2 separate regions of the Mus musculus genome follow, and region 2 is linked to region 1. A link is a loop called in an ENCODE intact Hi-C map of the cell type or tissue named here. Cell type or tissue: left cerebral cortex. All regions are shown on one strand. Each heading gives the region's core, and the rest is flanking DNA. Links, peaks and the distances in the headings are about the cores only.

Region 1 (15,778 bases), core at 2,865-10,864:
AGGGCACTGCACGCACACACAAGCACACACATGAACATACACAATTAAAACTAAAACCTCAGAATAAGTTCTTCCAACACAATAATAAGTCCAAATTTTCTTAGCATAGCATCTTGAATAAAAATATTAGTTGTCATTCCACTCTCACCCCCAAAACAAAAATGACCTTCAGAAAGTAGGCTGCGACAGCTCAGACTCCCTTTCATGTCTGTCCAATAGAACCTATCTAAATTCTCACACAGGGTCCTCTTTAACTATTGTGTTAGCTGTGTCTACTGAGAAAATTGGTAAGTGGTACTTTGAATAAGAATGGCTTCAAATAGGTGCACATATTCAAATGCTTAGGGAGAGGCACTGTTTGAAAAGAGTGTGGCTTTATTGGAAGAAGTGTGTCACTGGGAGTGGGCTTTGAGGTTTCAGTAGCCCAAGCCAAGCCCAGTACTTAGCTGGCTGGCTGGAGCACTCTATATCTGTCTCTCTCTCTCTGTCTCTGTGTCTCTGTCTCTGTCTCTCTCTGTCTCTGTGTCTCTGTCTCTCTCTCTGTCTCTCTCTCTCTTGTGTCTCTCTCTCTCTCTCTCTCTCTCTCTCTCTCTCCTGCCTTCAGATCCAGATCTAGAACTCTCAGTCACCACGTCTGCCTGCATGCCCCCATGCTCCCACCATGATGACCACAGACTAAACCTCTGGAACCATAGCTACGCCCAGTTGAATGCTCCTTTTTAACAAGTTGCTATGATCATGGTGTCTTTTTACAGCAACAGAGCACTGACTACAACAGAGTAATCACATATGGGAAGGTTGGATGTACAGGAGATGCCCAAGACAAGGTGTTGGGGGCTAGGAGATGGCTCTGCAGTTAGTAGCACACGCTGCTCTTGTGGACGGATGACCTGTGTTTGATTCGCAGCACACACGGCAACTCACACCTGCGTGTAACTCAGGCAACTGCACTCAAGTACACACACATACACAAAATTAAAAACTGTCTGTTTTTGTTTAGCAAGGATCGGTAGTCTAGGCCTTTAACACCAGAACTCAGGAGACAGAGGCAGGCAGGTATCTGTGAGTCTGTTGCCAGCCTGGTCTGCAATAGCGAGTTCCAGCATAGTGAGATCTACCTGGTGAGAACTTGTTTCAATAGCAAGGTTCTAATAACTTCCAGGACTGGATGTTTTGCTGAATCTATGAGAATCAAAAGTAGAAAGTATGCTGTGCTATGTGAAACATCAGAAAGATGGGTCTTAAAACTGGTACCTCATCAAGGGCATTAGTGGAACCCCATAGGTGTGGTCACCTCAAGGTTCTTTTTTGTTTGGTTGGTTGGTTGGGTTTTTTTTTTTTGTTTGTTTGTTTGTTTGTTTTTGTTTTTCTAGACAGGGTTTCTCTGTATGGGCCTGGCTGTCCTGGAACTCACTTTGTAGCCCAGACTGGCCTCGAACTCAGAAATCCACCTGCCTCTGCCTCCCAAGTGCTGGGATTAAAGGCGTGCGCCACCACCGCCCGGCCACCTCAAGATTCTTAAGCTCAGCTTTCTGAACTCCTGGTACTCTGGCAGTTACCAATGAGTTACAGAGTCTGGCTCTCAGTAGTACCCCACTACTGCAAACTTGAGCAGTTCTCCCAAAACCAACAAACCAAGGAGGCCAGGAATGTGACTGGGTGTGGCTGGAGAGACTCAGAAAGGGACTGGTGGGGAGCTGCCGTGAAGGAAAAGTGATTCTCTGTGTGCACCTGCCAGGTGAGCATGCCCAGCACACTGAAATGCTGTGTGCGCAAAGATGCTCCATTTCATAGTCATTCAACATTGGGAACAGGACACAGATTTACATGAGCGTTTAGAGCCAAGAAAGCAGTCCCTGGATTTTATAAACATATTTGTGTATAAACAAAGCCAAACTGGTGATTTTTATTTCGATGTCTTATTTTATAGGATCAGTAGCTGGAGAAGAAACTCTGTTTAAGACTTCACTGTCACTGTCCAGACTGGACTGATGGCCATTCCTATGAGCAGGGCCATACAGCTGGCAAAAAGATAAGCACAGGACCTAGGAACCATAGTCACCATGACACCTGCCTGGCTTCTCTCAACCCTCAGCCTCACCTGACAGCCACCACTTATTCTACCAAGGAAAGCAAAGCTAAAGAAGGTCTGACTTTCCTCCTTCCCATCAAACACCAAAGCCTACCCCATCACCACCACCATCACCACCATCACCAACAACCATTACCATCATCATCACCACCACCACCATCATCACCACCACCATCACCACCACCATCATCACCATCACCACCATCATCATCACCACCATCACCACCATCACCACCACCACCATCATCACCATCACCACCATCATCATCACCACCATCACCACCATCATCACCACCACCATCATCACCATCACCACCACCACCATCACCACCATCACCACCATCACCACCTCCACCATCACCACCTCCACCCTTCGCCATCTGCTGGTACAGCTTTAGCTGTTCCAAATGCCCCATCCCCAGCCACTCCCAGGAAGGTAAATTTCACCCCTCAGATAGCATCCCTAGACAGGAGAGAGGTGAGCCTGAGTAAAGCACCAAAACCTAATGGACGGAGCCAAGGACTCAGGAAGCAGAAGGTCACCACATCCTCCCTCCTCCCACAAGACTCTTCAGTTCACAGAGAAACCTTTTCAAAGAAACAATGCAGCCCAATATACCCAATGTGCATGCGGCCTTGGGAAGGAGACGAGGCACAAGGGCCAGGTGGGAAGACTGCACACTGTGCTACAAGCCTTCCTCCCCACATCTATTCCCCACCCTCTGTCCAAATTCTCCAGCAAGGAGGGCTCTTTGGGGACCTGGGATCAAGGGGATCTGATTCCTGATTTATAGGAGTTATTTCTGTCACTCTGTGTGCAGCCCATAAGTACTAACCAAAATTAGTCCAATGCCACTCACTTATCGGCAAGGTCCCTGGAGACGCTGGGCCAACAGCCTGGGCTGTCTCATTGTGGTTTTAGAAGCTGCTTTGCTAATGCGATCCAGATGTTTGCACTTCAAAAACTGTCGCCATGACATCAATGGAGCCCTATCATTCTTTTAAGATTTATTTTGTCTGTGTGTGTGTGTGTGTGTGTGTGTGTGTGAATTTGACAAAAACTAGGGTAAATCTGAGAAATGACCTTTAGGCAAGTCTATGAGGCTTTTCTTGATTCGTTACTGATGAAGGAGTGCCCAGTTCATTATGGGCAGTGCCACCCCTGGACATGCAGTCCTGGCATGTCTAAGAAACAAGCTAAGCAAGCCATGAAAACTGAGGCAGGAGGCAGTGGTATCCCATGGTCTCTGCTTCTGCTCTTTCCCTGGAACCCCTCAACTGATGAGGGTAACCGCTAAATCAAATCAACCATTTCTGCCCACAGTTGCTTTTCGTCAGCATTTTATCACATAAACAGGAGACAAACTAAAACAGCGTGCCTGTGTGTATGCGTGTAGACTACATGTGTGCCAGGGCCCACAGAGACTGGGAGAGGGTGTCAGATCCCCTGGAACTGGAATTACAGGTGGTGTAAGCCACTTGATGTGGGTGCTTGGAACTGAACCTAGGACCTTTGTGAGAGCTGCAATGAGCTTTTTCACCAGCCCCACCTTGCAGCCACCTAAATCTTCTGATGGTACCACCTGGTCATTAAACTAATACCACTGGGAAAATTAAACCCTTGTATATAGCGCTAGTTTGCACAACTAAGCCTCAGTTGTGGTGGGTTCACAGACCCAGAGACTACTGACTTATTGCAGAAGGCGGCAAGCCTGAATGTGTGGATCAGTGTCTTTCTAGCCCTTCTTTGACTCCTCTGTGGAATCACTTTAGGCTTGGAAGGGCCACAGCAATCATTTCCTCTCTCCTGGCTGCAGTTTCTTCCTGGGTGAGTCATGCATTTCGGAGAATCGTTGGAGCATTCAAAGAGAAAATGCATGCAAGCATCTTGCACCGGAGCTGGGCGGAATGTGGCACAGCTCACAGCAGCTGTCATGTGGCTATGACTGCCACGGGATGCAGTCACGACAGTGGAGAGGGGCATGGCCAGAGGCAGCGCACACGGCGGGGGTTCAGGTGTCGGAAAGGATGTGCTTGTATGGACATCCAGCTGAATACCCTTGAGCATCTGTCTCCTCCCCTCTCCAGCACACATCTCTGCTGGCCCTTCCCTCAACCAGTCACAGCAGAGCAAGGGAAAAGAGAGAAGCAGAAAGTCCAGAGGTTTTCTCTTCTAATAATGAAGCAAGTGGTTGCTATTGGCAACCAAACATTCCTGCCCTGCCCCCATCACCACTCAAGGAGACTCCGCTGCTTTGCACACTCTGGTCATTTTTCTGGTTATGATTTCCACCAGTGCAATCCCTCCTTGCGAGCAGGATAGCCTTGTTCACATTCCTGTGACCCCATGTGAAGGGCAGCCTGACAAAGGAAAAGCAATTTAATTACAAATGCGCGGCTGCAAGAAACCAATAGGGCCGTGGCAGCACAGAGGTATCTGTGTGAAGACAGTGACGGCATGCTGGCCACGTGGCCAGAGCTAAAGGGATTACATCATCTCCTTTGTGCGAGGATGAACTGCAGGAGGGGCTGTTCAGTGCTGCAAGCACCACAGGGAGCTGCAACGGAGAGCTGCGCTTCTGTGGAAAGTCGCCCTTATTTGTCTTCCGTGTCGAAAATAAAAACATGTCCCCCAAAGACGATATAATCAAGCAGGTTGGATTTTTCTAGCGGTTCATATTCATCGTTTCCCTGTGTCTTGTCTAATGCACTGTTTCGAGACTGGAGCGGTCTTGGGAGGAAGGTAGGACAGTTCTCCTCCCACTGCGCACAGACTCTCAGTTCCCCACACTGTGTGGCGTTCACTGCCAACAGAGACGGAAGAGCTGGTGTTAGGGAGGAGAGCTGGGCACATCCCCACGCAGGGCAACTTCTGTTCTCATTTACAGTGACTCCATTAAATTATAAACAAACAAACAAACAAACAAACAAACAAATAAATGAAAGCCGGGGTGGGGATGGGGGAAGGCGCCAGCCCAGAATGATGTTATTACCAAGAAGCCTGCTCACAAAATGTATCCTGTAAGCAAACACACCTGCCGCTAACGGTCATTCAAAACCTCGTCCAGCAGAGCAGCACAGGATCTGTGCCTACGGGTCATTTAGTGTGATCTCGACAAATGCAAATTAAACTTACAGAACAGAATAAAGGACGTCAGAACCCGCAGACACACACTCCATTGGTGATTCCCTCTTCCACAGACAGCCCAGTGAGTGCTGGGTACTCACTCAGTAAATAAGGAGGCCCAGCAGCTGGCTGGCATAAGTTTATAACAACCACCTCAGCCACCTCAGGATCACAGGATGGCCCTAGAACCAGAAATAATCCGCAGCCATTCCATGCCCAGGTCTGGTTTACAGAGCTGTCGTGAGAATCCTGTGTATGCACCTGCCTTGGGAAGAACAGCAGAAGCCTGAAGCCAGACAAGGGCAGTTTTGCAAGGCTGTCTACCCCAGCCTGTAAACACCTGAAGAGAGAACTGCATCCCCGTCACCAGGGTCCCTGTGCTTCACCTATGCAGTCTCCAGCTCAGAGCACCTGGAGGGGAATCAGACTCACAGGAAAGAACATCATTTTAAGGAAGTCAGCCTCTGGAAGCACACCCAAGAACTACCGCACCTTAATAAACTCCTTAGAGTCTCTAAGCAGGCTTGCCCTAAGCACTAACAGGCAAGCCTTAAAACCCTGAACATAGTGCCTGGCACACTGTGCCACAACAGTGCCAACAAACGTCAGCTCTACTGAGGACCATCTGCTCCAAAACAGAGCCCAACTCAGGATAGGTGAGAGGGACCCAGAAGGCAGGAACGACCCTGCTCGATGCACAGAGAACAAGGCTGGACCTGGGATCCGTTGTCTGCCCCCATAAGGCCCTGGCTTCAAGGACGCTGCCAGGGCCCTGTGTGTATTTAATCTACACAGTCAACACACAATTAACCAGTTGAGTAATGAATGGCTTGAATCAATTCATCTAACCCTACTAATCTATTCAATGTCACTTTGAACTGGCAGCGGATGCTTCTGAAATACATCCAGCACACTTCCCTGTAGCAACACTAGACAAAAGGTTTTGCAGACAGGATGCTCATTAGCAGATGCTCAGGTCGCACATCCATGTCTAATTGTTTTAAAAATACAAATGGAGTAAAGCTACAGATATGCATACATGATTTCTCCAAAATCCTTTGCTCATTTATATTGGTATTTTGCCAGCTTCTAATGCTGGGGTTTCCTAAATACAAATACAAAATCCACTGATACTCCTTAAACTCAGAGGTCTAAGCAAAATTGTAACAAAATCCCACCTTTTTAGCAATATAATCAGTCTAACTTGTAAACTCTGTTGACAAAGTAACAAGTATTTTGATGTGTATAATAATAATAATAATAATAATAATAATATAAGCACACTGATAATAGATGATTGATAGATATAAACAGATAAGATAGATGCCAGATTGATGGATAGATAGATAGATAGATAGATAGATCATGTGTTCAACTTGTAAGAAAGAATCTACAATGAAATCATAAAATGTAGTGGATTTTCCGAAGAAAGTAAGATACAAAGAATCAAGTTTTTCTTCCCTATGTGAACAGGTTACCATAATAGGATTGAGAACTAACAAACCTCTCCTTGAAGCTGTGTTTTACCACCTTTCAACATAATGGAATCCTATGTCATTAAAACTATTCCTAATTCTGACTGATGATCTCCATAATTCTGAGGTTCATATTCACACATCAAAGTAACAGACAGCAAAAGCAGCAGCAGCAGCAGCATCTAACTTGGCAACTGAGAGTTGAACAAGACATTTCAGTTTCTTTACTTGGCTCAGGACCCAAAACCAAGGGCAGAAAGGGAAGATACCACACACCCTCAATCCTGGTGCCAGGCACAGGAACAGGCCTAGCTGACAGGCAACTCACCTGAGCACACCCCGAGGCATCTTGGCTCAGTATGCTGAGGTACTGGGAAGGGAGAAGGTGGCACAGACAGTGGGAACGCTGTTTGCCATCTTCAAAGGCACATACTACCGATGTGGGCAAATGACACGGGGCAAAGGCCAGGAGAGATGCTTAAAGTGGCCAGGGCTTCAGGAAATGAAAGGAAGTGTCACTCATCCACTGTGTGCACATAGGGGTGTGTGTGTGTGTGTGTGTGTGTGTGTGTGTGTGTGTGAGAGAGAGAGAGAGAGAGAGAGAGAGAGATGGGGGTGAGACTCTGAATGATGGGTTCATGGATAAAAACAAAGCAAAGACACACAGATTAGCAGGTAACATCCCTCACTAAGAGATGCCACCCTTTTCCTTTTCTGGTTCCCAGTTCCCATGTGAAGGAACCAACATGAACCAGGACGGTGGAGGCTGAAACGGAGAGAGCTGAGCTGAAGACTAAGCTACTGTGACGCCCCATCACTGCAACGGAGGATGGCGATGGGGAACAGGTATGGGCAGAGCACGGTGATTAAGAAACAAGAGGGAGGTCTTGGCAAAGAGTAGTTTGCGTCCCTTGATTAGCTAAAGCACAATGACATGTTTTCATGGCTGTCGACTCGGGAGTTTGACTGAGCCTAAGCCCAGTTGTCCAAGTGCTTGGCCTTCCAAGGAGGTAACAGCCAGGGAGAACTGCTCGTTACATGGCTCCATGATCTTCCTGAGGTCACCCAGAGTAGAGACAGAAGAGAACCCCACCTCCGGCCATACTGTTCCCAGTGACACTAGTTTGAAACAATGATCTTGTGCCTTTATCAAAGTCTTGCAGCTTTCAAATACCACACTGGGTAAATCCTAGGAGCCTGTGTGCCTCCAGCCCATACCTGACCACTGTGACTCTCCCACCACTCCAATGCATCGTAAATCATGTTTTAAAGCTACACGTGGTGCGGGGTGTTGGGAGGAAAACACTGGTGATCCAAAGGGCTTCCTGTTTTAATATGAACTGTCACTTCCCGATTTGTCTCAAAAGGAAATGGACATTTGTTACTGCTCACGAGATCAACGAGATGGCTCAAGAGAGGAGAGAAATCAAATGGACAAGGAAGTTAAGTAGTCTGTTTCTCCGACTCTATCATTAAGGAAGAGTTACTGTCCACAATACTCACGAAACAGTTAATACAGACACACTCTAACACTAGGTAGCTCCAGTCTTGTTTTGCTTGGAATAGTTACTAAAACATTCAGTGCTTAGCGTGGACATTCAGTGCTTAGCGTGGGTGTTTACTCCTGTCGCTGCAATTATCTCCTTGGAAGGCCAAGCAATTGGACAACTGGGCTTAGGCTCAGTCAAACTCCCGAGTCGACAGTCGTGAAAACATGTCATGTCACCAGCCATGGGTCCCTTACACCCATCAGAACTTCACTTCCCAGGCCCGACACATGAAGCCCAACTATCAAGCCCTGTGCACCCTTCACCTCTGGGTTTTTGTTTTCCTCCTCAGGAATAGACAGTAAGTCCACTCAGGGAACAGGGCCAGTCTGTCACAGTGTCCTCTGCAGAGACTACTGACCCCACACAGAAGAGCTGTGCGTCTGGAGGCATCTCCTATTCATTATCATAGAATTGTCCTCAGCTTGCTCTCGGATCTCTGTCATTGAGCAGTGCAAGCCCAGCTCTTAAGAAAATAGGACTGTTGTTAACAGCTGCATCTAAAATAGCATAAGCCTTTCTCCTCTAACTGAAGCACGGAACAGAAGGGAGGGAATTGTACTTACTCCCCTGAATAAGAATCTCTGTGGTGTCGAAGAGGGCCCGGGCCATTGGAAAACTCTGCACTGATCCTACCGTGCACATTCAAAAGACTCTTCTGGTTGAAACCAGAAACTTCAGTGAGAGAAAAGCTCAGATTCCTGGGTTTACTCATGGCGAAGCCGTGCCAACCTTGCAACAGGTGAGAGAGCGACGCACAATAACCCTACTTAAAGGCTGGGACACACGGACAAATGTGCACACCACAGAATGGGAGAGGCCATCCACAGGTGCATGTGAGGCAGCCCCACAATGACAGGAGAGCTGCCTGGCAAATGTTGTCTCCTCTCTGACTCTGGGGACGCACTGGCTTTTCCAGGCCCGGTGTCAAAAATGTGTCAGTGTTTGCTCAGAGTTTGACTCACGATTCCCAGTGGTAAAGCAATTCAAAGGCAGACCAGTTCTGTTCTCTGCCCACCTCAGCCCCCTGCCTGTCTGAAGCTGCCACCTCCGCTAAGCTCTGTATTTAACTTGGAGGTGCCCACCTCTTGGCCCCCCTTAGATTCTGTGCCTTCATCTGGGCCTCCCCTGGCTGTCCTAATATAGCCCAATACACCTGCCTATCCCCGGTCTTAAGTCTCATGTTCCCTGTGTTTACAGCTCCAGCATCTGCAGCCTCCCTCTGGAAATCCGCCCACTCCTTCTTACTCCAACCCAACCAGAGCAGATAGCAGAACATGGAGCCAGCTCCTGGCCAGTGTGATGGGTAAAGGATTCAACGCTTTGCCATGAGAGATACAACTGGGATAAATGTTCCATAAGTCAGTGAGAACTTCCTACTTATTTCAATGGCTGATTCTTACCCTCAATAGCCTTCATATCATAGAGTACTGCCACAATACGGAACAAAATAAAGTATAGGCTATGCTGAGAATAGGCTATGCTTAGAATTCAGAAAGTGGGTCATAAATGTTTACTTTTAGTAATTCTATAAAGCCTCACAAAGGAAAAAAAACAACAACAACAACAACAAAAAAAAAAAACCTCCTCTGCCAGCCTTAAAGGAAAGTGTGTGGACCACTACAGGTGAGGCGGCCTTCTCCATGATTGCCAACCACAAACAGAAAACCCTATACGTTTTCTGCGTCAAATCATAAAGTAAGAAGTGAGCATTTCAAAGTGCATATCTGAAACTGGTTGTTTCAAATATCACGCATCTATCATCCAATCCGGTAAGCATCTTTTGGGGGGGGGGGAAGGAGGGGCTGGTGAGATGGCTCAGCAGTTAAGAGCGCTGACTGCTCTTCCTAAGGTCCTGAGTTCAAATCCCAGCAACCACATGGTGGCTCACAACCATCCGTAACGAAATCGGATGCCTTCTTTTCGAGTGTCTGAACATAGCTATAGTGTACTTACATATAATAAATAAATAAATCTTTAAAAGAAAAAGAAAAAAGGAATCCCCCCCCCCACCGCCCCACCAGGTGTTAAAGACTTTAAGGTCTAATGAAATGGGTAAGACATCAGTCCTTGAGTTTTATGTCCCTGGCCTTATGTTAGATAATAGGCCCAAGGCATTATACATTAAAGTGCCTTGCCACCACCGGCAGCTAAATAGTGCAGCCTGGCTTTGGGCTCTGAGTCACCCCTCCCTGAGAGCATTCCTTCTGCCAAGCACGGCCCCACATATGGCATTGTTGCTGCACCAATGAATTCGCTGAACAGAACAGAAGAGGCTCAGATGAGGCCTTTGCTGCTTTCCCACAAGTACCTCTATTAGGGGCTCTAGACTGCAGGCATGCCTATAACAGAGTCAATATCACCACCACCACCTCCACCTCCACAGGCAACAACAACAACAGATAACAAAAAACTGTATGGAAGCAAGGGAGACACTGCCAGCTCACAAAGTCAACAAGGTCTTTTAGTAAACCTAATTACATTCACCGTGCGTGTCTGACTCACGGCAAACGCTAGAGGCGAATCCACCTGCTGATACTTCTCGTCTGTGTCTCCACGTGACATACCTCTTGCCAGAAATCACGTTCTCATTAGTTCCAAATAGTCTTAGAATAGAAGAGAGCAGTGAGTCCGGCATGTGCGACTTCCTTCTAATCAAGCGCCGCAGACGTGCAGGAGGATGAATTAAAGCCTCCTTAAGCTGGACACACACACACACACACACACACACGCACGCAAGGAGGAGGGAGGGGCTGCTAGCACTGAAGAGTATCTTCTAAAACAGTTCATTTCATGTCAAAAGGTTGCATGGGCTGGCCACACCAAATGCCGAAGAATAGTGCAGTGAATGCAGACTGGAAAGAACAAGCATCAGAAGAGGCAGGACAGACAGACAGACTGTCTGACACCTAGAACACTAACCGAGAGAAAAACCTCAGGGAAGCAGCTGGACAGAAAGCAATGGTAGTGTGAGCACCCTCACACATCACAGAGAGGGACAGAGCTTGATCTAAACTCTTCCTGCTTGTCCTGAGAAGAGGAGTGTCACCAGCTGGGCTCCGCTGGTGTGGTCAAGCCCGCATGCACACATGTGCACACACACACATGTGCAAATACATCATACACACATATAAACACACACATACATGTGTACACACATGCGCACACATACACCTTGTCCAGTGAGGTGTACAGAAGTAAGGTGAGGACCTTGCTTCCCATTTCTGGTTTATTCTCCAGAAGTGCTGAGGGAACGTAAGGTCAGGCTGCCTGTCAGTACCCTGTGCATCCTCTTCACCTCTAGCGCTGCGTTTGTTGAAGAGTGAAAACGCAAACTTGATTGTTCTCTGAACTGGCAGACAACATGGGAATCTCTTGTGAGGATCCACAAAGGGAAAACCCACAGCCAGGTTAAATACTATTTTTAAACAAAAAACAACTGCGAAGACTCGAGATTTGCCCTTACTAGTGACTTGAGATTTGCCCATACTAGAGCTTGCTCTGTTCTACGGCAACAGCCTTGTCCCTATGCTCAGATACAAAGGTGAAGAAAAGAGGGTGCCTCCATCTTCATTACGTGAGTGACCCAGATGCACACCTGAGGCCATGCTGATGGAGCTGGAAAACACTGAGTAGAGTGGGTAGGGCAGCAGTCTGCCCTGAGCTGAGGGCACAGACGGCACATCATTGCACTCCACATCTGAGTCGTGCACTGCGGCAGCCTTTGTGTCGTGCCACGTTCTTGCGTGTGTACCCCCACCTAGCAGGGTTGCATGAGGAGGCTTGTGCCTGCACAGAGTAAGCACTACAAGCGACTCTGAGCAGTTCATTATCATCACTATCACTTGAAGCACTATCGGAATCATGTCGCATAATTTAGGTTTACTAGGAAAAAAAGTTGTAGCACTCAAATGTATTGAACTGTTGTGGAAAAATGTTCCAAGCTGCCAATGTGCTGTCACTCATGTCACACCCATGGCACCAACAGGTTGCGCTGCTAGTGTAAATGGCATATCTAAACGTATAAACCTATAAGTAAATATAAATCTAATGACACAGGGTCTGAAAGAAGAGAGAACCAAGAAACCAAAGTGAGCAAGTCAGTGTGTGCCTGGCTACTCCTCAAAGCCGTCCACAGGCAGGCAGTCTCAGGATGGGAAAGGCAGCCATATCCACAACAAGCCAGTTTTAGCCCCGTGTAGCAAGCAAGCACGCTTCAACTAAGCAGAAGGCTCTTGGGGTCCTCAGAGCGTGCCGTTTAGTTCTAAGTAGGGACAAAGGCAGAAATTGTCTGCTCGCTCCCAGCACATCTGCTAAGAAAGCCTAATTCAGCAAATTGTTTTACAGACCAGAAATTCTGTGAACACGCTACAAAATTATGTAAAGCCTCAAGTCCCGCCTACCCCTCCCTTTTACTGTGTTTCCTTACAGTGGCGCCTTCTAATTCCTGGTGACAGAGTCACACTTATGATGCTCAAGGACACATTATCAAGTGGAGGATACACACGGGTACATATGCACCAAGTGTTCATGAAAAGGGTCCTTGCAGTTAATATGGAAGGAAGGTATTTGCAAAAGAGCCTTAGCCCATAAATCTATCACTTGTTTGTTTATAATCTACATGAAAAGCAAAACAGGAGATGCAGACAGACAGCAGAGCCTAAATTTTAACACTAGCATCTCTCTCTCTCACACACACACACAAAGGTAACACTCTTCTTTCAGCTGATCACCAGTTTAATTACTCACTCTAGAGACCCATGAACTCATAAAAACTTGTTCCACAACTCACAAAAGTGTAAACTTGTACCATATCATATTCCAGTATGAGGTTTGTCAGCATCTCCTAACAAAGAAGAAACCAGTTTCGTCTGTAAAATGGGAGGAAAAATGAAGAAGAGAAGCCAAATTTGCATCCTACCAAATACAAGCCACTAATAAGCTTGCATATCCCTGTATAAGCCAAATAAATACAAGCTATCTGCAGACTTTTCACTTTCTGGGGCTGAGTCAGAGTCCTCATCGGGTAGGAAGCCTGTCTAGAGAATGCACACGGGCCCACCCGCATGTCAGGCTCACCCTGGATGGAAAGGTACCCACTCCCTGCAGCTCAGAGTCTTAGACCCTGCTGGCTGGTTAACAGAGGCTTGGCTTGGATCTGCTTCCAAATGCTTTTAATGCTGATAATGCCAAAATTCAACTGTCCACAGCAAGGGGAAGGAGGAAGAAGAAGAGGAGGAGGAGGAGGAAGAAGAGGAGGAGGAGGAGGAGGAGGAGGAAGAGGAGGAGGAGGAGGAGGAGGAGGAGGTCTGGCTTCATTTAGGGGAGGGGGAAGAACAGCCTAGGTCCAGCCCTCAGGATCCCCACAAGCAGTAATGCCCCAGTCTTTCCCAGGCCCATATCTCTTCATTTATCCCTACTAAGGCTCATTTAACAAAACACTGACCTCATTTTTATAAATCACGTACATGTTTAAGAAATCCATTTGAGCAATGTGGCATCAGCTATGTAAATGTAGCAGTGGCTACGTAAAGCTACTACACTTCCCATACCACCTAGTTGCTGAAAGCTTATTCTGAAGTCATACATTCCTATTAAAGTCAAGATTATCTGAAAACTTGCTAGTCACAGACTAAAGACAAAATCCTGGGGGGGGGGGGGGGGGACTATATTTGGATTAGAAGAAAAGGAAAGCCAGACTAAATATGTAAGAAAGAAGTTAAGGACACTGATAAACTCAAGAGGCAGTCTAATGAGAAGCTGGGATCCGACGAAGAATGTGTAGCTTGTGTGAATGCATCAACCTCGGGGAAGCGGAAGTTTCCATCACTGTCCCCACTGCCCAAAAGCATCCTTTTCGGACATCTCCAACTTTCAAGGCCTTGTGACTAAAAATAAAGCTCTCCTTTTAGGTCCTTTCTTGCTTGCTGAACAGTTTCAGTCCCCTCATCTCGGCCATTGCACCCTGCCCTTCAACAGTGGGAGGAGCTGAGTCTCAGAGCTGGACCAAACTGAGCAGGGCATCCGGGTGGCCATGGAGGGCATGGTGGGCAAGCTGATGCCACATTCATGGAGGCCAGGGAAGATTAAATGATGAGTCTAGATTCTCATCGATACCCAACCACACAAGTCAAACTGTGTGGTGCATGCAAAGGCCCAGGAGCTCAGGGATGCCGGCCTCTTGTGCATCTCTGCTTCCCGTTACACATGGTTCTTCGGAAGGAGACCACGGACTAACACTATGGACCCACCAGTCTGACATTGCCAACTGATGCACTGTGTTCTGCACATGGGCTGGAAGGAGGGCAAAGTCACTGCGTTTTAAAGAACAGGTATATCAGTGCTGGAAAGGTCTGGGGGCAGGGGAGCCACTCCTCCTGTATGGCTCAGAGAACGAAGGCTCTACTGTCTCTTAGGATTTAAACCCACTAGTCAGGATGCCACTCAAATTTTCTAGAATTACCCCTGATACTATAATAGTTGAAATCCTCAGTATTTTGAACCTTAATGATTATTTTGAACACCCTGGGCAGGCTGTTCTATACGTTAATAGACACCATTTTCACCTTTTTCTGTAACATCTATAATGAAGAGTAGGTCCAACAGGAAATACCTGATTCTAGGCTGCAGTACCAGCAGCAGCCACTGTGATGGTACCAGGAGCTGATATCTCCTCTATTTCCACAAAAACGAAGATGCGTAGGTGTTACAATTAACTTGCACAAGTAACAAGGCACCCAGGTAGCTGAGAAGAAACAGGATGTGCAGCAGGGTAAGTTGAGTGTATCTACTTAAGACCTAATAAGTGTACCTCACTTGTCCTCTCAAACAGGGTCTACAAAACTATTCCATGTGTCTATACAGACCGCCCAAGACTTTAACCAAAAGAATAGTGCAAAGGTTATTTTTTATTACTTTTATTTTTTTACAATCCAGTTGTTGCTCCCATCCCGGCACACCCTCCTATTCTCATCCCATTCTCCCCCCCCCCCCCCCCCGTCTCCAAGAGGATGTCCTACCACCAGGCCTCCCCACACCCTCCGCTGTTTTATTTTTTAAATGGGATTTAAATATTACACTCAACCCAGAGGATGAACACAATGAACCACACAGGAACAGAAGAGACTGACCTGGCCAGACCTTCTTCTCTCTGCCTGTTCAGTGTCTCTGGGGCAGGTGTCCTCCAGGGATCCCAGACAGGACACACCAGCCCCAGAGCTGAGAATGCTCTGACCCTGGAGGACATCTGGCCCAGGCCTACTTGATCCACTGCATGAGGTGAGGAAGATACTATCATTGATGTTCTAACGTCATGAGCATAAAACCCCACCTGGTCAAACTACCGGCATTGACAACACAGAGCTACTCAATGGCAGAACTACTTCCAAACTGCAGACACTCCTTCCCAGCGGGGAGAAGAGAGCTCATCTCCATCACCCTACTCCTCGAAAATGAAATGACTGCATTTTTCTGACTTTTTTTTTCCCCATACTAAAATCACCTCAAGACACAAGCTCTAGACTCTCAGGAGTGATCT
Region 2 (15,778 bases), core at 3,654-11,653, 52 kb after region 1:
AAAAAAAGTAACACTGGCTATAGCATAAGGAGACTCCAGTGGCGGGACCAGAGCCCCACAGTACAGACGTACTAACAGCCACTACTACATCCAGAAGGGCTTGGGGCACCAGCAGCATCAAGTGATGAATCTGGAAGCTCTAAGGCTGTGTTAAAGTGTTAATATGCAGTTTCACACAAACTGACCAGAAAAACATGTGGAAATAATGAAAAGATGTCCTTCCAACATGGCACTCTCTGAAAGCCGAGGACAGGAAGTCGATATGGTGGTTAGAGATTAACTTCTGAACTGCCCAACTGCCTGAGCATCTCTGCACACCATACACAGTGGCTCAGCTCCTGCTTTGGACCAAATGGAGATGATAGCACACAGCACTCTATTTGAAAATACTGTCTAGACATGAGGAGTCAATCAATTCCAGAATGCATAGACATGAGGAGTCAACCAATTTCAGAGTGCAGACTACTATGTTTATAAAGAGAGGTACATAATTGTAATCTCATCATACTTTATACATAAGCAGAACATTGGCCATTTATGATCAACTAGAAAAAAAACATAAATACCAGGGCTAGAGTGATTTGCAATGATGGGTGGGTGCTTGCCTACAATGCACAAGGCCCTGAGGTTGCTGCAAACAATAAGAAAACATACTCCTCAAAAGGGCAGCTAGACTTAAAAGAGTCTTATCTGGACATGTGTACCTATAGGTAAACGTCTCCTCAAGCAGAAAACAGAAGCAATGTGCACTTGTTCCTTAAACTGCTTGCTTGCCTTCTCCAGCGAGCGTCCCTTGTGTCACAACCAATGTTTATGTAGCTCTCTCCAGCACAGACATCCCGGAAAGCTGCATCCAAGTATTCAAATCAGAGGTGTGCATCACACCAAAGCTCAGAACTGCCCTCCAGAAAAGTGGCCCAGGAAGACAGTTTTCGGAAATCCTTCCCAAATATGCACCCTCACAGTGGCCGACAGGCTTTCAATGTACCTGCCCGCAGACCCCCGTTTCACCCCAGCCACCGGCAGAACGCTAGAACAATTTCTGCAGAGAACCAAAGTTCTCCAACCACAAGCTGGCGTAAGGAAGCACATGACGTATTTGGTATTTCTTCCTTGGCGATGATGAATACTTTATCTTTAGAGTAAACTGAGTCTCACAAGAAGATCACCTGTAACGTGCACATGATCAGAAAAGCCAATCAGGCTGGACTGGTGCGTGCGCCTGGAACCCTCACACTTGGGAGGTAGGTGTGAGCTGAGCTGGGTTGTACATACTAAGCTTGAGACCAGCATGGACTATTAAACAGCAAGAGTGTTTAAACACACACACACACACACACACACACACAAAGGACAGTAACAATAGTGCTGGTAGAGGTGGTGATAATGATGATAAACCAATCAATTAATACAACACTAGAGATCCCTTTTTAAAAAAAGGAAACCCAAATTTAGCCCTGAAGATAGGGGATGTCTTCGCGGAACTAAGTTCAATAACTGGACCTTGATAAAGCTGCTTTTACTGTTTTGGCTATTTGGTTATTGTGCTTCATATCAAACCTGAGGCTCCTTGCTTGAACAGAGCTATGGACTCAGCCATGGTGTGCTCCTTCCACTACGGCTGTCAACACTTGTGTCTTATTCAGGATGTCTGGTTAACTGTCTGAGCAAGCTTGGTTTACACACTTTTTTACCAATGGCCTTACAGGTAGTTCAATCTATGCTGTCCCTGCATAATAAACAACTTCAGAAATAATTTGTACAATTTACTTTAGATTTTCAAGAAGTTGCTGACAGAAGATTGCTTCTATTTAAATGAGATAACACATAAGATAATCCTTCTCTTGTCCCAGGGACATGTGACAAAATCCCCAGATATAGTATGGAACCCAAAATGGTATGGAACACTGTGCTATCCTAACAGTCAGTCTGGTACCAAGATGGCTACCGAGCAGTAACCAGCAGACACACTGTAATGTACCTAGCACAAGACACTGGAAGAAAAGCTGAGTCAACTTCTGCTGAGCACGGGCAGCAATGAGCTTCCATCACACTACCCACAAAGACGTGCAAATGAAAATAGGAATTATAGCCAGGCAGCTGGAGCTCCATGAATTCGAGGCCAGCGTGGTCTACTTAGTGAATTCCAGGACAACTGGAGCTACACGGTGAGACCCTGTGTGAAAAATAAATAAATAAAAGAAAAAAGAAAAAGAAAGGGGGATGGAAGGCAGGCAGGCAGGAGGATGGGTTCTACGTTTTCAGAGTTCCCCAGTTAAAATGTTCAGATCACCGCTGACTGTAGATGAAGGATACCAGGGACTGCAAAGAACAGCTATCTCCTGGCACAAGGAAGTGCTGTGTATCCCAAATAGAAGCACTCTCTTTTGTAGCCACCATCTGCCTCTGCTACAGATGACACGCTGCACTGTATCTGAACACCTGCCTTTTCACATTTACAAACGGTCACATCCCTGGTATGTTGGGGGCATCATTAGTGTGAGGTACAAATGAGCCACTTTGTAGGGCTAAGTCAAAAAGCTAGCTCCTGGAAACAGCAAAATCATGAGGTTCAGAACCAAAATGTGCTTGCCTGGGGTCCTTCTGTAATCTAAGAAAGCATTATCAATTGCATTCTAAGTGTTAACAATATTAAGATGCATCAACAGACTAAAAGCAGTGGTAAAAAGAATATTCATTGAATATACACCTCAGGGTCATTAAGATATTTGTGGGGACTAATTTTTATTAGTTTCTAAAAATCAATTTAAGTATTTGTGACTGTGAAATGCAGCACACTCACACATAGACACTAGCCAGATTCCATCCATTCAGTTGATGGATTTGTTGGTCAACACTCTGCCAGCACTTTTCTCTCGTGGAGGACTATAAAGAGACCAGGAGGACGGGTTACTGCAGAGGCTATAATGTTCTTCCAGCCAGTGGCCCTTCAGACGGAGAACATGCTGTGCTAGTTATTAATTATATATGTATCAATCTCAGGGGACGGGAACTGTGACCTAGCATATGAGGGAATTCTGGAAGCACGTCTGTGCATATCATCTGATTGAACTATGTAATAGGGCTACCCACTTCCTTTTAAAAGCCACGGGTGTCAAATGACCACGTGTGTGAGTCTGTCCCCAGATACTTCTCCACAGACTTCACCAGCCATTCACTTGCTCTAGAAATCTTTAAGATTTGATGAGTCCTGCTAATCTCCATTTGATGAGTCCATGCTAATTATAGCATGATCATAAGACCACAAGTCACGGCCCTGAACATCTGAGCAGGTCTTCTAATGAATAGAAAGGGGCAGAGACAGTGAGATAACGAAGTGTTTATCCTAAGGCTTCCTGCACCCACATCAGTTAGCTGACAGGAACTGATTAGCTACAAAACATCAGTGGGCATAGGTGCGTGTGTGTGAGTAAGATATGGTGGTACAAGCTCGTAATCGCAGCACGGGAGGCCTGGGGTTGCAGGGTTTCTAATGCAGGGATAAAACACCGTGACCAAACTGGGACATCACAGTCCATCACTAAGGGAAGTCAGAGCAGGAACTCAAGCAGGGAAGCGGAAGCTGACAGAGGGGTGCTGCTTACAACCTTGCTCCACGTGGCTTGCTCAGCCTGCATTCTTAGCACCACTAGCCCAGGGTGCTGACCAGCACACCGAGGCAAGAGGTCAGCGAGAGAGACCCCATGGGCCCTGTCTTAACAAGGAACAAAAGAAGCATCAGGAAGGCACGACAGAAAGAGCACGACAATGTGGGGAAGAATGGCTTCCCACTGCCAACTCCACAGCAAGCTGACTCAGACCGTTGAACCGAAACCCACTCATATTTTGTAAATGATCTCTTCTGATCATTTAACAAAGGGGTTAAAAGGTACCAAAAGTATGTTTTAAAAAATCTTTGTGTAAGTAGCTGTGCTTTTTTTTTTTGGGGGGGGGGGGTCAATATTACACAGCTAGAGTCACCTGGGAAGAGGGAAACTCAGTTGAGAACCTAGTTGCCCACTGGCCTGTGGGCCAGTCTGTGGGGTAATCTCCTTGACTGGTAATCATTGTGAGAGGGCCCAGGCCATTGTGGGCAATACCTGCCCTGGAAGTGGTCCTGGGTTGTGTGTGTGTGTGTGGTGTGTGTGTGTGTGTGTGTGTGTGTGTGTGTGTGTGTGTGTATGTGTATGTACCTGTACATATACATACATATACATAAAAGGCAGGCTGAGCAAGCCATGACGAGCAGGCCAGGAAGCAGGGCTCCTCCACAGGCTTCAACCTCAGCTTCTGCCTCCAAAAGTTCCTGCTGTGACTTCCCTTCATGACACACTGTAAGCTTTAAAATGAAATAAACCTTTTATTGGTTGTTATTGGTCAGTGTTTTGTCACAGCAACAGAAACCAATTCAGAGAGTGTTGGATTTCTATGGACACCATCTTCCTTGGCTTTCTTCGGTGTCTGAATCCGACATTACCTCTGCGGTTAGCTAGGCCCCCTGGTCGAGGCTAGGTTTGCTACCAGTTGGATAGTCTCCCAGCCAGCCTTAGCCCCGGCTGGGAACCTCAGGAGGACACACCCGTCTCAGAACAGGGTTCTCAGAGTCCTATTCCAAAATAGTAGCCTGCATCTGACCAAACTCCAAGAATTCTCTTGCCATATTATCAGTTCTCTGTATAAACTGACTTGTTAATTACAGCAGCAGCAGCTCCTTGCTGTCTAGAATCCCAGTTGAAGTGTGGGCCTATTAGAGCTGAGAGGTGAGGCTAAAAATGTCCATACGAGCACAAAAATGAGTTCAGCATGCTCATATGTGAGCTTAATGTACTCAGTGATTTGGTCATGTGTGCCATCTCAGATGAGGATAGCCTGAATTATCCCATGCACAGCTCACTGTATAAAAGAACTGCTCTTTGGTGCTCTCAGGATCAGCCCCCTACCCCCAACTTAATTCTAGATATACTGCACTTGCCTGATTTTAAACATCTCCCTTTTAGTCAGGGTGCTGGTTTTTATTGTGAATTCAATAGACACAGCATCTGAGGTGTCAAATCAGTGCTGAAGAAGCCTCAACCGTGGGGGTGCGCCAAAGCAGGTAAGCACCAAGATGCTCGCAAGACTCGGACTTCACGTGGGCTAATTTAACAGTAGACACATTTTACAACAATACTACAACATACTTGAACCTAAAAATAGAATTAAATATAATGCAGAAGTAATGAGGCTTTCTAAGCCTTGCCAAACCAGCAAATTGTGATGATCCCAAGGGAAAACCATGGCCAAACTCAGGGCCAGCATTAGAGAACTATTCGTGGAAAAAGATTTTCACTACAGTGGGCTAAAGCTCAGCTGCTAAGTGGGTATTTAACGTGCACAGCAGTGCTCGGGCCTGTCAAGGTGCTCATTTCACAGCTCTTTAACTTGAGCTACGTCGTTGGACTCTCTAGGAGAAGCAGCACACACCCCACAGACCAACATGGGATTCGTTCCCTAGAACACACATGGAGCTGGTGAGCGAGGGAAACACAACAGGACCCCATGCTGCGCCACTAGTGGAGGCAGTGGAGGCTGGCCTCTCCCTCCAGTGCTTATTTGTGGGTTAAAAATAATGGGGAGCGTGAAAAGAAGAAAATTAAGAAAGAATGTTAAGCTGGGTGGTGGCACACACCTTCAATCCCAGCACTAGGGAGGCAGAGACAGGAAGATCTCAGAGGGCCAGGATAGGCAGGGCTACACGGAGAAACCCTGTCTCAAAAAAACCCAAATAAACCAAGAGGGAGGGAGGGGAGGAGGGAGGGCATTAAAAAGCAGAAATGCTTTTCACATTATCATGGAAAATGAGAGTGGGTCTGATTTCATAAACCCAGTTTATTTACTTACACTCATGCCTGCCACTGTGAAATTTAGTGTGTTAATTTAAGCTAAGTGGTTCAACGTGAGTCGGGAACCAGGGCTCACAGCATCCCGTCCCTTAAACAAGTCTAGAGGCTACTCGGCCAAGCTCTCCATGCCTGCTTCCTTGAGTGTAACATGGGGATACGGCATGGAAATACGGCAAAGAAAGCATCATCAGGGTCAGCAGCCGCCGGATGACTGTAAAACTCCCTGAAACCACACACCACTTACAGAACCCCAACACACAGCTTGCTCTTTCTCAAAATGCTTTTTAAAAAAATGGGGGCAGGAGAGGGGGTGGTTGGCAACCTACATAATTAGAGCACTGGGAATTTTACAAAGTTTGCATCCTGTAAACAAGTGTCATGTTCCTTGTGATAGTCAAGCCTCAGCTGGCAAAACAAGAGAGTTGTAGCCGAAGGCGGACTTCAGCTCCGACCAGCAGAGGGGAATTTCGGCCAGCTCAGCCTCGGACAAATGGAACCTCCATCGGGCCACACGCACAGATCCCAGTCCGAGATGCAACAGCTTCCTGTTGTTACCTCAGCAATGCCTTCCTCCGTCCCCAAGCCTCATCTTGCCACAGTTTCTCAAGTCAGGAAGCAGCCCACTTCAACGTCTGTCTAACAAGCTAGTTACCCCTCAAAACACTTCCCTCGGCTCAATCACTAGTGTTGCCTGTTCCCCGAGAGTTCTATGCAAAACCCACTGAGAACTGACGTTTAAATGGCAAACTCCAGACGGGATGCAGCTCAGGCTGGGCTGTCCACGCTGAGGGGAGGCCACTGAGCACACTTCTGGCTGGTAAGCCAGTGACCTGCCACAGACCACACTATGAAAGAAGCCCACGACAAAGCCTGACGACACACAGAGGTAGCAGCAGTATCTCTGAGGTCCAGCCTGCAACAAAGCTTGCTTCCTGAAAGTCTTTACTCCCTTGTTAAGTGTGGGCTGGGTATAAGATTTGGAGTCTTTGTTGACAGTTCAGGAGCCATTTAGAATTAGGAGAGAGGATAGCAAGTATGGTCCAGTACTTAGCAAGTCAATTGTATCTGTAATAAAGAGAGACCAAAGCTATCACCCCTCTGAGCTCCCCATTCATCACCACGGACTGCTATGGTCCAAAAATCTTTACCTTACAATTTTCCTACGTTTACATTTCTCGGGGTTATTATGCAGTTGTGTTCAGTCTATCTTGCCTAAGTATTGCTAGACATTGATATGAAACTTCAAATAAATATGGACTTAAGCCACATGAAAACAGGGGAGGACAAAAACCACATGACAGTGCCTAACTCCTGTCACCAGGAATTAAGGACTGTCTTATCAGGAACTAAATGCAAACAAACCCAACAGCTGTCTAGGTGGGGTTGAGCCTGCCTTTCCCCACGGGTGTCCCTCTCCCTCCCCGTTTCTGGCCAGGCCACTCAAGGCATCACCAGAATGCTCCCATGGGGTACCAAGGATCCAGCCTTCCACTCAATTTCAAATTAAGTCCAAATTTAGACTGTGCTCTGTAACAAAGTGAAAAACTCTCCTGAAGCATGTTTTTATAGTTCTTTCATATCCACTGGATGACTCACAGTCATGGATCACAGAGGCCAGGTACTTTTATTTCTAAAAAAGGAATATGTTTGAGCGTTGGGGAGGCCAGTCTGGAGCTTGAAGGCCTGGTGACTGGGCAAGGAAAACATGGGCGAAGCTGGCTTCTCCAGCTCAGGCCAAGTGGTTTTAAAGTCTAAGGGCTAGTTAAAAATGTCACACTTGACTGAGGTTACGGTTTCTTTTCCAGTGGTCTCATGAATCTCTTCAACATTTAAACACTACTCAAAGGTGCTAATTAGGCTTGCCTCTTGAAACTCTCCTTTACAAGCTACTCAAAACACCCCGGCACCAAGCTGCCTAGAAAAATATTCGGAAACTATTTACTATGGCAGGACCAGGAGTCAGGTCCAACAGTTCTTCACAGACCGAGGACTTCAAAAGAGAGAAAGTCTTCTGTTGACTTTTATTAAGGACTTCAATTAAAGGTTGAGAAACTACACACACACACACACACACACACACACACAGCCTCTGATCTACTCCAGTTCCAGTCATGGGTCTGTCAATTGGTGTTCAAAGATCACCATGGACGCTGGTTACTTCACTTCACCCATGACAGAAAGCAACTCATTTGTAAGAGAGGCAATCAGATCTGAATCTAGAGCTACGCTGTCACAGAGACACTGCTTCCTGACTTCCCCGTCTGCCTTAGTCTGTCAGAATATCCCAAGTACAGTATGCCAAATATAAATGCGACGCTAGCAGAAAGCAATTTAAAGAATTACAGACAAGTCGTACATACTGTCAAATAAACAGAAGACAATTCTACTCCCTATTAAAAATCCTAGCACAGCTACAACTGTTTAATACACACTCATGTTTTAAGCAAAACAGCGTAACGATTCCGATAATAAATGCCAAGTTTAAGGCCTGGGAGGGACACAGCTCAGAAGCAGAGCATCAGTGGTGCGGCTTGTCTGGGCTTGCCTTTCCCAGGAACTTCCTCTCAGCTTCCAGTCCTGCTGCACTCTTTGCTGAGTGTGTGGCACAGGATGGGCAATATCCCCAAATGAGTCCCAGGTTTTCTGGAGGAGGCATCTCTGCAGGAGTGAGCTGGGACTGACCCACCACCACCACCACCACCAGGCCCACTGACTCCCGCACCTACTGTCACTGCTCTATGGAATAATGACACTGGCTGAGCTGGGGTTGGTCTTTAGGAGTCAATCTGCATAAACAAAGCAGGAGGATGTTCTACCATAATAGGAATATCTGTGGCAAAGAACACTCGTCTTAGCCTTTACAAAAGTCAGGAGAGCAAGGGGCAGGGGCAGGGGGTGAACAGAAAAGGGTTAACAGGGGTTAGGGGAGGCCTGAGTGTTCAGAATCCAGGGTCCCTGGAAATGATGAACGTGCCTTTCTGAGCTCTGGCAGAGTCCAGGTGTGCTTTACAGAGAGTCCAGGTGACAGCCAGCCTTAGGCCCTCCACGTCCTCTCATTCCTGCCCGGGTGTGCTGGCACCTGCTATCTGTCCATCTACCTCAGAATCCGTTCCAAAGGTTCTTTTCCTTTGTGTTAATTGCCCTTTTTTTCCTCTCAAGCACTTAAGCCAATCTTTATTTCTTTGACTCAGGATACTACGAATTTACGAATTGTAAACTACACCAGATATAAGAACAGCTTTTCACTAGAGGGTAGAGAAAGATTAACCCTCCAAAGAGTCTCTTTTGAAGGATGAAGAAAGATTTCAGGTTCTGAGCTACCTGGCATCTCAGTCACAGACAAGGGCATAAAGAGTCAGGAAAGCTCTGTGGAGTGAGTTCTACAGCTATCTGCCCCTGTGTGCTGAGCCACTGGAAGTCTTCAGTGTGAGACAACAGGGCCCAGAAGACAGAAGCTCAACACTGAACACACAACAAAAAGCCCACTAAGTGTCATCAGGTTAAGACCAGACAGTTGCCCACTTTAAACTCCAAGCCTCTCTAGCTCTCATTTAACTAGATGTTTGTCCTATTGGTGTATGTAATCTTAAATTTAAGACCTCCTGGAAGTTTTCTGCAACTACATAGAAAGAAAATAACAGTGCCCAACAGCCAATAGAGAAATGTGTATATTTTCAATTCTGAACAAGACCACAGGAGTCAATCCCAGGCCACAGGAGTCACTTGGACAATGGGGCTGGGTTGGAAGGAAAGTGGCAATGTAGGTGCCACTCATCCCTACCCCACACAGAAACTGCTCAGCGGAACAAGAATGTTCTAGGGACCTTTGTTTAGATCACAAGGGACTAAGAGACAGGCCTGCTGTCACACAGAGAAGCTCAACACCACCCGGGGTTGCCCTTCACACACTCACCTTCCAGCTTCTCTCCTGAAGCACCAAGAACCCTGCACGCATGGTACGTAATGAAAAGACACCGGAAAGAACAGAGGGTCTACAGTAAGACCTTACTTAACTCGGGAACACTGGGAAGAGACTAAGAAGGGCGCCTCCCTCTAAAAGTATACTGCATTGTATTGAGAATATGAATGGTTAGCACGGGAAACAGGACTCGGTCGCATCAGCCTGGCCCTGGGTTGTAACAGAGCTAACAGACAGCAAATCCCAGCATGCTCCGGCACGCTGGTTGGACCCTGATAATCTTCTCAGTTTAAAGCAACAACCACAAAAGCACCTGTTCAAAGCCTCAGCAGAACTGAAGGTCTAGGGTCTGATGACTGAAAAGCCATGGACTGGCACGTCTGTGCGGCCTCATACACCGCCTTGCCAGACTGTCCATCTCTGCTGAGGGCATTCAAGCGGAGCGCAGGAAGTGTCCCCTCCAACTCTCAAGCCTTACCTGCTGTTGCTAAGGTGAGTGGCGGCGGCAGCAAAGCTCTTTTCACAAAAACATTTTCAACCCCCTCCTCCCCAGGATAAATTCTGCGCGGCATTCCGTCACTGCGGGCTGGGGATTTGGTAGAGAAGGAAGCCATTGTGTAGACCCGCAGCATTCTCCGGCCAGCTGTTCACCTGACTTTGGAGCCCTAAATCCAGATCCACACCGTCCTTCATAATCCTCATGCTACACACCAGAGAACTGCAACAAGTGTGGAGGTTTTCAAGTTCAGAATCAATCTCTCTCTCTCTCTCTCTCTCTCTCTCTCTCTCTCTCTCCCCTCTCCCTCTCTCGCTCTCTCTCTGAAACCTTGCCTCTTAGATCACTTTTTTTTTTTAAAAAAAGTAAATGCTTAGTATGAAAATTAACTCAAGGTGAAACAGTAACTCTGTTAAACATTAGTGGATGGCAGGTTCCCTCAGGGTCACAGAACACCACCCACCCCTAGGGACTCTGAAAGGCGAGGAGGCATGCTGCTTGCTAGCCACTTTGTGTTTCCAAAGGCTCCTTGTCAAATGAAGGAGAGACAGCCAGGCTTCCTCCAGAAGGAGCTCACAGTTAGACCTGTTGTTATACAAAGCGGGGAGCACAAAGGCTCTCCCAGTTAGGAAGCGCTGCTGAATGCTGTTCTCTGATCTGTCTCATTCCCATGGGTATCTGGCCAGAAAGCCTTATTTTATTTTGAGGATAGAGAAATATTTAACAAGCAACTGTTTATATTGAGGGAAAGGACTTCTCGCCCGTTGGCTAAGACCACATGTAAATACTCAGGGGGATGTATTAAGTGTTCTGAATTTCTTTTGCCTACAAACTGACACCTCACCTCGCGCAAGCTGGCGAGGCAGCGGCAGGTCAGCAGGTGAGGAGGCTTAGCTTCTGCCTGATAACCTGTGCTGGATCCCCAGGCCTCTCACAGGAAGGGTCTTAAAAGTTGACCTCTGACCTCCACACTCCTGCCTTGCGGGGGCTCATGTGTACCCAGGCAGCATACAAAGAGTTTTTAAATTTTTCAGTTGATTCTTTCGCTAAAACACCTCTTGGGGGGCCTCCTTTATTCCTATCTGCTGAACAATGCTCCCAGAGAAAAGAGAACGAGGTCTGAGTGACAGACAGTCACTCAGAGATCTGTCTGCCTCTGCCTCCCAAGTGCTGGGATTAAAGGCGTGCGCCACCAAGAAGTGTTTATGTCTGTGTGTTTGTATGCGCACGTTCTTATGACTATCCATAGATATGACTATCCACAGAGAGCAGAAGGGGGTTCCAGAGCTCCTGAGGTTACGGGTGGTTGTAAACAGTCACGTGGATGCTGGGAACCAAATTCTGGTCCTCTGCAAGAATAGTCAGTGTTCTGGACCACTAAGCCATCTCTAAAGCGTCACCTTTTATTACTTGAGGAAAGGCTGAGGGTGTGGTCCACAGTAGAGCAGATGTATATGAGGCGCTTCGCCCAATTTCCAGCACAGTACACAGTAGGACACAGGCTATGTTGGCTGGGTACCCTGCAAATAGATGAGAGGCTGGGGAATGGGGCTGGAGACTCAGTGCATAGCATGTATAAACACTAAAAAGGAGATTCTTCCAAAAGCTTACCTGGAGGCACGGTTACTTAGGCAGGAACATGCACAACTGTCCTCCTGAACTCCTACCACGCTCGGAACAGTGAAGGTGTAAGGTCAGCTCTCCTCTTTTGCTCCACTCCTTCAAAGTAACCTTTTTATCCATCCAATGAGGACAGGAGGCTCCAAGCAGGAAGAAATGGCAAGTTTGGAAATTCAGGCCGCATGGGCTGAAAATACCAGCATGTAACCACTCTCCTATCTAGGTTACTGCAAGAATGTGCCAGAAACCTGGGGGGTGTAACTCACAGACCTTTCTCCATCCACAGAACAGATCTACATCCATCCAGCTGGCTGCACATGTGCCAGCACATGCCTTTGCCACTCAGGTGAACTTAAACGGGCATGGTGTGTGTGTTGTGTGTGTGTGTACATGCCAGATTGGTACAAAAGCATGTCTTAGCATACATTACTTTGATGTGCTTATATGAATGCTTAAACTAACACAAGGATTCTCAGGACCAAAGAATAGTTTTTATTGTTAAATGGGTTTAATTTTTGTAATTAATTAAGAAGAAGTATGGAATGAGTTCTCTAACACCCTGTAAAGAAGTTGTCAGGGTTTTACTTGGGGGAATCTAACAACTGTCAGGACTTTCTCTCATTCAGGGGCACCAAGCCTGCTGAGGAAACCCCAGGCAGGGGAGCTGACAGGCTGCCCAGGAGCAGGCAGGGACAGTGGCCAATAACCCTCTAGCCCCCTTCTTCGGCAGTGAAAGGCCTGTTTTAGCCTGCTCCCTCTGCAGTCCCGTGTGGGAGGCGGGGGCACAAAGACCCCCTTGGCTCAGCTCTTAGGAAGAAGCTTAGGAAGCCGGCCAGGCCTCGAGTGCTGACAAATCCTGATTCAGGACTCAAGTCACACTTAGCTCACTGCACACAAAACAAGCAGTCCAGCCACTCCGGGAGCTGGGCAAAGGGAGCGTGGAATGTGCTGGAGGTCCTTTCAGACAGCACACTCCTGGCAGAGCCTCTGACTCAGCATCATGTCTCAGACCCACTCTTCGTCAACTGTCCACACCATTATGTGTCCGGGACTGAATCAAGGCAGATGATAAGTCACAGAAAACTACCCCTGAGTCATCAATATCTGAGTGTGACTCTCTCCACCTCTGCAGTCAGTAAGGCAGCCATCCATCTCGACTTGACAGAACAATTCCAGTTTAAGCCTACTTTTCCAGAATAATTAGCAGCAACACCCCGTTTCATTCTCAGAAGCATCTCTGTTTGGACAGTACATCCCATGATCAGCTTAATAATCAGGAGCAAATATCAGTGCCAGACAGCAACACCTGTCACCTTTCCAACACCCAGCAGCACGGATCTTTCTAACCACTCCACATATGGAGGCAGGGGGCAGTCTCAGCACAAGGCCAGCACACAGGACTAACAACCTGACCTCAGCAATCATCAGGTCAGCAAACCGGAACGTCATTCATTTTCTTCTCCTTTCCAGTCTTCATTCTCCGGCTGAAAACCATCACCTAGGAATGACCTCCCCTTTGATCTGAGCCCTTCCTGTGTGGTCCTCACGTCTCATATCCGACTCCACGGCTTTTGTTTGGCAAACCTAAAGCAGTAAGGCCGAATGAACCCTTGCCTGAGGTGCGGCACTGTGAGGGAGAATGGCTTTTTTCTTTTCTTAAGTGGGAAAAGAATTATTCCATGAACTTGGAAAATCATTTAGCAGTGTGGCTGTCAAATAGACAAAAGGGGGCTAAAAAGGATGGCTTAATTTTAGGTAGACTGCTGCTGCAAAAGTACGAGGACCTTAGCTCATGTACATTACGTATTTATACAAACGGTCACATCACATACACATACACACACACACACACACACACACACACACACACGGCCACTCACCCATGCAGACACAGTGATTTATAATACTAAATAAAATGAGATAGAAAAGTCAGACCATGTTGACAAAGGCAGATTAGAAACTGAGCCAAGTTGTTACAGTGGAATTTAGAAACTTGTTTGTTTCTGTAATTGTGGGCCGGCCGATGGGTATTTCAGACAAGTCTCAGGGTTGCATGAGTATGCTCCGCAGCCCCTTCAAGCAGACAAGCTCTCAGCAACTAATAGGAAGAGATCCTCCTAAAGCAGCAGCCGGGAGAGAAGCTGGCTCTCGATTCCCAGCAGGAGATGGGAGTGAGTGGCCTTTGCTCAGCCCCCCTGGAGTGCAAAGCCATTAGTCAGGCAGCCCGTTAGAGCCCCTTCCAGGACACACACCTGCTTTTACTTTTCTTCTTCCTTTTTCAGTTTCCCACCTGGTGCTCTCCCAGGCTATAGGACAGAGGCTCCAGCACGGGACCACTCAGACCTCATGTGGACAGATGTTTCAGGTCAGATGACAGCAGACGTGTAGAAACACCAGGCACTAGGGGCTGTGTTGGACACTTTCCCTAAAGAAGGGATTTCCTCCTGGCATGGCCATACAAGGTCCCATGCAAGAGAAGGCAGAGGCAGGTAGATATCTATGTATTTAGATCTGGCCATCTGGCTTATGAGAGTGCCTGGCCAGCCAGAGCTACAGGGTGAGACTGTCTCAAAAACCAAGGGATTTTCCATAGTATCTGCTCAACTTCCAATCACTACAAAAAATGTTAAATGTGTCCTTTGAATTTTGAAGGCACTGAGCATGTGAAATATAAGCCACTGAAAGAAAAGAATTACCTAATTGTGCAAGATTATTTACAAAAGTATTTTTTTTCAAACACTGAATTGGAATATTAATTATTAATCTGTTTTCAACACAAGTACCAGAATAATGCGAGCACCCAGGCATATGACCTGGCTATCTCTGCTGCTCTAAACAGACCCTTACAAACACTAAACTTAAGCTCTGCTGTTTCCTTTCTAACATGAACATATGTAACATCAATTCTGTCAAGTGTATAAAATCTTCAATGGCAGGGACAGGGAGACATTCCACTGGTAAAAGGGCCTGCTGTGCAAACAGATAACTGGCATTTGAAACACGCCCTCTCCACACACACACTTTAATGACCCATAGAAGCTAAACCCAATTTTTCAAATAGCTCTGCTCAATAAAAATTTTTTTAAAAAAGAAATAAAATGTTTGATTCTCATTTGCTTGGAAACGTGTAAAGGTTAGTCTTGAAAAGTTCGATGTTTCTAAATTTTAAAGTCTGTAAATCACAGACAGGGACTTTTAATTCCCATTTTGTAGTGAATTCACTTTGGTTTTTTGGAGTGGGGGATGGGAGGGTTTTTGCACTGCTGGAGACTGAATCCAGGGCTTCCTGCATGCCAAGTACAAGTCTACCACTAAGCTGTATTCTTAGCCCATGAAGTATTTGTAAATGAAAATCATGCTTGATTCTTGTTCCCAAATCCTTTATCTGTGATCTTCAGAAGTCAATATTTCTGACCCAAAGACCCTGATGTGACATCTTGTGAACTGAGCACAATGTTTTTCTACCATAAGGGGTGACTCTTCAACCAGGACTGTAGTCTACACATCCTATATATTTTTATAACTCTAAAATATTTGGCTGAGTCATAATAAATAGACTTTCAATATACTAAACCAGAGGTGGGCTACATTATTACTTATAGGCATATCCAAACAATCATGTAATTATCTACATGATAAAACAGACTATTTAAAATGCTCAGCTAGGTAACAGTGGGCATTGGCCTGAGTCTTCTACATCCTCAACTTCAGAAACACAGGATTATAACTTGAACAGCTGAGCTCATATGCCAAGTTACATCTAGAATCTCAACCTCCAGAGAATGTAGAATTTATCCAAAAGGCAAACAAAAAAGGGACCTACTCTAAGATGTTGAAAGACAAAGTATGGAATACAGAAAA

What was found. Peaks named below come from ENCODE experiments on the same cell type or tissue, not always from the same donor. Only the 100,000 strongest peaks of a DNase experiment are listed, where the experiment ranks them.
Region 2: a loop joins it to region 1, with 1.8 times the contacts of the local background. A loop is called at or near these places in 6 of 42 quality-filtered maps.

Annotation. Positions count from the first base shown.
Region 1 is chr15:27,933,184-27,948,961 of GRCm38, forward strand. All of the region lies in intron 1 of Trio (triple functional domain (PTPRF interacting)), which reads right to left. Among named protein-coding and RNA genes, the nearest start is that of Gm29975, 54 kb to the right of the region's middle. In left cerebral cortex, for the core only: a CTCF peak has its summit at 4,619; DNase peaks (open chromatin) are centred at 3,968, 4,285, 4,605, 4,831 and 4 more places; H3K4me3 peaks cover 1,029 bases; H3K27ac peaks cover 4,235 bases.
Region 2 is chr15:27,984,802-28,000,579 of GRCm38, forward strand. All of the region lies in intron 1 of Trio (triple functional domain (PTPRF interacting)), which reads right to left. It overlaps Gm29975, which reads right to left and starts at 10,281. Exons shown (of 5, transcript XM_017316826.2): 1 at 1-10,281. In left cerebral cortex, for the core only: no CTCF peak of the experiment used is centred there; no DNase peak of the experiment used is centred there.